Linked DNA regions of Homo sapiens: region 2 is linked to region 1. Evidence: chromatin loops called from intact Hi-C (ENCODE). Cell type or tissue: B cell. All regions are shown on one strand. Links, peaks and the distances in the headings refer to the core of each region. The heading gives the core; the rest is flanking DNA.

Evidence for each region. Hi-C counts contacts between places; a loop is a spot of excess contacts. Peaks named below come from ENCODE experiments on the same cell type or tissue, not always from the same donor. Only the 100,000 strongest peaks of a DNase experiment are listed, where the experiment ranks them.
Region 2: a loop joins it to region 1, with 2.6 times the contacts of the local background. A loop is called at or near these places in 4 of 110 quality-filtered maps.

Annotation. Positions count from the first base shown.
Region 1 is chr7:139,094,115-139,097,033 of GRCh38, reverse strand. All of the region lies in intron 1 of ZC3HAV1 (zinc finger CCCH-type containing, antiviral 1), which reads left to right. Among named protein-coding and RNA genes, the nearest start is that of ZC3HAV1, 14 kb to the left of the region's middle. In B cell, for the core only: a CTCF peak has its summit at 1,688; a DNase peak (open chromatin) is centred at 1,613; H3K4me3 peaks cover 1,640 bases; H3K27ac peaks cover 2,500 bases.
Region 2 is chr7:139,043,583-139,046,501 of GRCh38, reverse strand. It overlaps ZC3HAV1 (zinc finger CCCH-type containing, antiviral 1), which reads left to right. Exons shown (of 13, transcript NM_020119.4): 13 at 1-2,919. It overlaps MIR10399 (microRNA 10399), which reads left to right and starts at 2,345; the gene lies at 2,345-2,402. In B cell, for the core only: no CTCF peak of the experiment used is centred there; a DNase peak (open chromatin) is centred at 1,171; H3K27ac peaks cover 1,898 bases.

The DNA.
Region 1 (2,919 bases), core at 149-2,648:
CCTCCCACCTCAGCTCTGAAGTAGCTGGGATTACAGGCCTCTGCCACCATGCCCGGCTAACTTCTTGTATTTTCAATAGAGACATGTTGCCCCGGCTGGTCTTGAATTCCTAAGCTCAAGCTATCCACCCTCCTCAGCCTCCCAAGCTGCTGGGATTACAGATGTAAGCCACTGCGCCCCCAGGATCTGCATTTTTAAATACCACCCTAAAGAATCCATTTGCAGGGGTCAAACCACACTTTCAGAAACATATAATTCCTTGGGGGTACACTTCCTGGAAGACTGCAAATGCAGAGTTTTATGTGGCTTTCGAGTTTGAGGGAGTGAGTAAAAGAAATGAATTTTTTAGTTCTGAATAAATGAAAGATTTTTCTTTAAGTGATCTTTCTCAGAGATTAGGGGTTCTATGACTTTTATGTGACAGACCAAAAGACATAGGAAACTTTTGGCATCCTAGGTACCAAGTCAATAAATATTTATTGAGCACAAACTTTGTGTCACAAATGATAGACAATTCTAGAGGCTTCTACCCCTTCCTTTGTCACTCACAGGATCCTGAAATACTGTCAACCAGTTAATTAATCTCTCTCTGGTTAATATTTGTTAACTTTCAGAGGGACTTATGCTGGGAAGTATTGTGGCGGGTGGTGGGGAGAAGCCAGCCTGTGAGAGGAGAGGGGGCTTGTGTGAACTACTTTCTCTGATCATCAAGATTTTGGTGGTCGGGTACGGTGGCTCACGCCTGTAATCCCAGCACTTTGGGAGGCTGAGACGGGTGGATCACCTGAGGTCAGGAGTTCAAGACCAGCCTGATCAACATGGAGAAACCCCGTCTCTACTAAAAATACAAAATTAGCCGGGAGTGGTGGTGCATGCCTATAATTCCAGCTACTCGGGAGGCTGAGGCAGGAGAATCACTTGAACCCGGGAGGCGGAGGTTGCGGTGAGCTGAGATTGCGCCATTGCACTCCAGCCTGAGCAACAAGACTGGAACTCCGTCTCAAAAAACAAACAAACAAAAAAAAACATTGTAGCAGTAACGCCACCACCTGCGGCCATCTACTCTCCTTTTTCTCAGTCCTGATGTGGACCTAGGGCAATGTTTCTCAAACTTTGCTGCATGTTGGGATCACTTAGGAAATCTTTAAAAAATACTGATGCCCGTCTCCTACCTTCTGATTTAATTAGGGTTTGAATTGGACTTTGGGATTTTGTTTTTTTAAGTCCCTAGATGGTTTTTAATGGGCAACAAGCTTGTGAACCATGAACTTAGGGGACTAGAGAAGTCAAGACTGGAGAGACTGTCCATAATAACAGAAAGATGATATTTTGGTGGCACCGGTGCTGTTTGTCCCACTCTTGGTACAACTGTAGGGTATGTGCGGATTCTTGGCCTCCGGCCTCCCCTATCCTCAGCGGGCCCAGCCTCCTCTGCTCTCCAGTCTTGCAAGGCCCTCGGTGCTTTCCTCTTCCTCCTCGGTGCAGGCTGTGGCTTGCCGTGGCTGCAGCCTTAGGTTCACCATTTTCTGCAGTGAGCTGGGGCTCTCTTTGTGCCTGCTGTGTTCTGGGTAATACAGTTGTGGTTAAAGGAAGCTCATTTTTTTCGGCTCCACCCTCTGTGTCTCCCCACATCCTTCGTTACCCTGCTCATGTGATCTCGTCTGGTCTATTCTGTTTCTCCTCCATCTCACTAGGGGCTCTAGAGGCAGTAAACCATCCCTACCCTCTAATAACACGGCAATTTAATCTTGAATATCAGAAGTACAAATATGGGGAGTAGGAGCCTCGTGGCTTTAAAATAATATCGCGTTAGGGTTGGTTTTGACTGATGACATTTTATTCTTTAGCTCAATGTTCTCTAGATTTTATCTTTCACACATCCTGGTTCCTTTTTTACCTGGCTTATATCATGGTGAGTGATTTCCTGTTTTCTATACAAATCAACGATCTTTTTGTTTTTGCCAACCCTATTAGGTGTTAGGGAGCAGAGGGGATGAAGGAGAGAAGGGAAGGAGTACTTCGATATAATTACTGTCCAAAAAAAAAAAAAAAAGACTCGGGTTACTGTCTCTTTTTGGTCTGACTGTTGAGTTCAGAGCTAGTCCTGTGTTTACCGATTTGTGAAGTGCAAGAGCTCCGAGGTGAACATCCAGTTCAGGAATCTAACTCAGAATCAAATCTGACAAGCGCATCCAGTGATTCTCAGCTCAGACTGCACGTGGGAATCACCCGGGCTCCCACCGCAGTAAGATGAAGCCAGTCTCCAGGGTGTGGCCCAGGGTTAGGTTATTTTCAACACTGCCCAGTTGATCATTATGTGTAGCCAGGAATGAGAATCACTGTGCAGGCTAGTTGTTTAGACTGCACCCGTGGTGAGAGAGAGCGCTTATTGCCTGGGCTAAAATAACATTTTGTTCTGTGGCTGGAAGAGAAAAGTGAAAAGGTCGTTTGTTTTTAGGCTTTTGGCCTGAGCTCCTTAAAGAGAGACAATTCTGCTCCTTTCAAGGATGTCTTTGCTGTTTTTTTTTTTTTTTTTAAGTTATCACCTCCTACTGCAACTCGCCCTCTTTGTTTGAGGTTTATCTGCTCCAAGTGTGGGTAGCATTCTGCAAACGCTTGTTTTGTCCTGGGAAATTCATAATAATTAGTAGGAGAGCTCTTTTTGTACTGGCGAGAGGGGAGTTCCCACAGCTTCTAACCAACCTTCTGTAGGACCTGTTGTCCTTTTTGGGGAGGTGGCCCTGAGCTGCCTATACTCCAAGTATGTTCGTAAAACCAGATTGTTAGACATGCAAATTCTTGGCCTCCAACCCTAGATTTACTGATTCAGACACTCCAGGGTGGGGGCCCAGGAATCTAATGGACCTCCTGTCTAGGTGATGCTGATGCATCCTAAAAGATTGAGAATCACCCTGGGAT
Region 2 (2,919 bases), core at 1-2,500, 50 kb after region 1:
TTTATGTTCTAATTAATATGATTACAGAGAAGGCTTTTTCTCAGGTCAGGCTTTTCATGAAAGTATTTTGAGAACAATGAATTGCAATAACCAGCTTCACACAAGCATAACTGATAAACGCGAGTGCTATTGTAGTCTTGGCAAGTGAGCCAAGAACCTAGGAGCAGGGCCATTCCTACTGAAGGACGGGCCCCCTACGGAGATGAAATTTGTTTCCTGGTGAGCACAGAATCAGAACAAAGAACAATATCCCAAAGAGGCCCTGTGTCTACCAGGAGCTTCTTTTTCCAAATGTAATGGATTATGTGGAATTGTAGTGCCATCGGTTTTTACTTAGAGCCCTTGACGTGCTTGGACCAATATTTCCTTCCTTCTTATGAACCAGGTTTTTCCTTCTGATTTTCCCTTTTCAACATTCCTTACCAGTCACCAAAGTTTCCTGTTATAATTTCTTTTAGCAGACAAGTTATAAGTCAGATTTAATTAGCATCAGAGTTGATTTTATATTAGTCAGATTTTGGATCATCACAGAGATCTCCACAACTCCTTGGCTTAAACAGCTCCACCGGTAAAAAAAAAAAAAAAAAAAAAAAAAAAAAATAGTTTTTTTAGAGTAGAGTTATTTTCTGGGAGAGTTACTACAAATGCTTATTCTCATTGACTTATTTCTTTCATGGTAACTTTCGTTTTGGAGTGTTCATTTTCTGAACTTGACCCTCACATTGTAGGGGTGCAGTTTGTCCAACTCTTTCCAACAGCCCATTAGACACCACTAGCTGGATATTTCACAGGCATCTTTGATTCAATATGTCCAAAGTGGAACTCTCCATCTACCTCCCTCACATGAACCTGTTCCTCTCTCAGGATCTGTATGTAAGTGAAAAGCATCACCATCTACCCATTGGCTCAAGCAGAAATCTGGAAGTCATCTTTGACTCCTTCCTCTCCCTCCTGATAAACATCTAAGCAGTTTCTAAGTCTAGTTTTACCTCTTAAATATCTCTGTTCCCTTCTAAGTTGTTTGCTGTGTTTTCTTCAGAGCAAGAAGGTTATATTTTTTAAAATTTACTTAGTAATGCACATTCAAAACACACATCAAGTCTTCAGGATAAAGTTCAAAACCGCTGTCATGGCCCCATGTGATCTCTCCCTCCCCTACCCCTCTATCATTTAGTTTCTTCTGCGCAAGCCACTCTGGCTTCCTTTCAGTTTTGTGGTTCCCATTTTTAGCTAGTTCAGTGGTTTTCAATGGGCATTTCTGCCTTTTTTTTTCTAAACGACAAATAGAAATACATCTTCTTTATTATCCTCCAAATCCAATTCAGAGGTAATATGCTCCACCTACACACAATTTTAGAAATAAATTAAAAATTAAATAAAACTAATATGAACATAAAGAGGAAATAAAAGGTACCTAACTTGGGCACAGCTGTAACTGAAGACCTAATGAAGTAGTCAGATGCTTACAACTATTTATAATGCATCAATTTGAACTTAGAAGGTAGGAGATCAGATCATATGTGGGAAAATGTAAAAGCAGGGATATCAGTGGGCATTAGAATAAAAACTAGGGATACAATAACTTCTTTGCATATGACAATACTTATTTGTATATAAGAGAAAGAACGAAATAACCTTTATTGAAATAAAGATACTATGCAAGAAAATGTACAGTTGTCGAAGTGGAGAAAATGAGGATATATTCTTGCAGACGAGCTATAGGTCATACATGAATGTCTAGTGAGACATTCAAAATTCGTATAGGGTGCAGAGTAATTTCTTATTGTGAGGAACTGTCCAATGTATTGCAAGATGTTCTGCATACTTGGCTCTCACATACTAAATGCTAGTAGCGCCCCCACCCCCACGCCCAGTCACGGTGACAACCACAAACCCTATCAGATCTATTCACCTTTTTCAGAGCAGATATTTTGTAACATTCTCTTTGCTGACCTGAAATGACTCATAGATAATACAATCTACTTACACACATGAATTTCTTAAAAAAATCAATTTAATGCCCTAACTCTCTTATTAAGGAGAAATAGAAAAGAAGAAATTTATAATGAAAAGAAGATGAATTTCATTATGTAAACGCTCAGGCATGACTACGCTGTTTGAAACAGACAGATGTTTACTCTTCCTTGTAATGAGTAGGTTTGGATTTAAGAGCCGATTAGAGGCTACTTCCTGTAAACAAGTACAGGAAAATGAAACTAGACGGGTGGGGGACACTAGAATGAAAACCAGTGTTAGGGTAAAGACAAAACAGACTATGTACATAATCTGTATATGGGAAAAGAAAGAGCGAAATTACCTTACTTAAGGATAATAGGACAAGACAAATTACAGATTGTCTCAGAGAAAACAAATGAGTTACTCTCTCGGACAAGCTGTAGGTCCTACCTAAATGTCCAGCAGGACATTAGACAGTCGTACAGGGTACAGAATAATTCTTCGTTGTGTGGCACTAACCCACACACTGCAGGACATCGTTCTCCCTGGCTGCATCCACTCAGTGCTGGGAGTAGTCCCCAGTTATTATGAAACCACCAATAACCCACTGACCACAGTGAGAACCACTGATTTTTTCCACTGACCTACTGAATATCTAGCATCCTTAGATTGGCTCAACTGTTACTTTCCTAAGGAGTCCTTCTACAGAATAGGTCAGATCTTGGCCTCCCAAACCCCTTATTTTTAAAATACTTTGCGCCTTGCTTTGATAATTTGTATTATGTATCCAAACTGAAATTATCTGCTTTCTGCATTAGAATGTAAGCCCCCTGAGGGTTGAGTCAGTCTGTCTTGTTTGCTGTGCCACGCCTGATGCCCAGCCCAGCAGCATGCTTTGTACACTGATATATTGGGTAAATTTTGTTGAATAAATTAAGCTCAACTATTTGTATTTCAATAGTT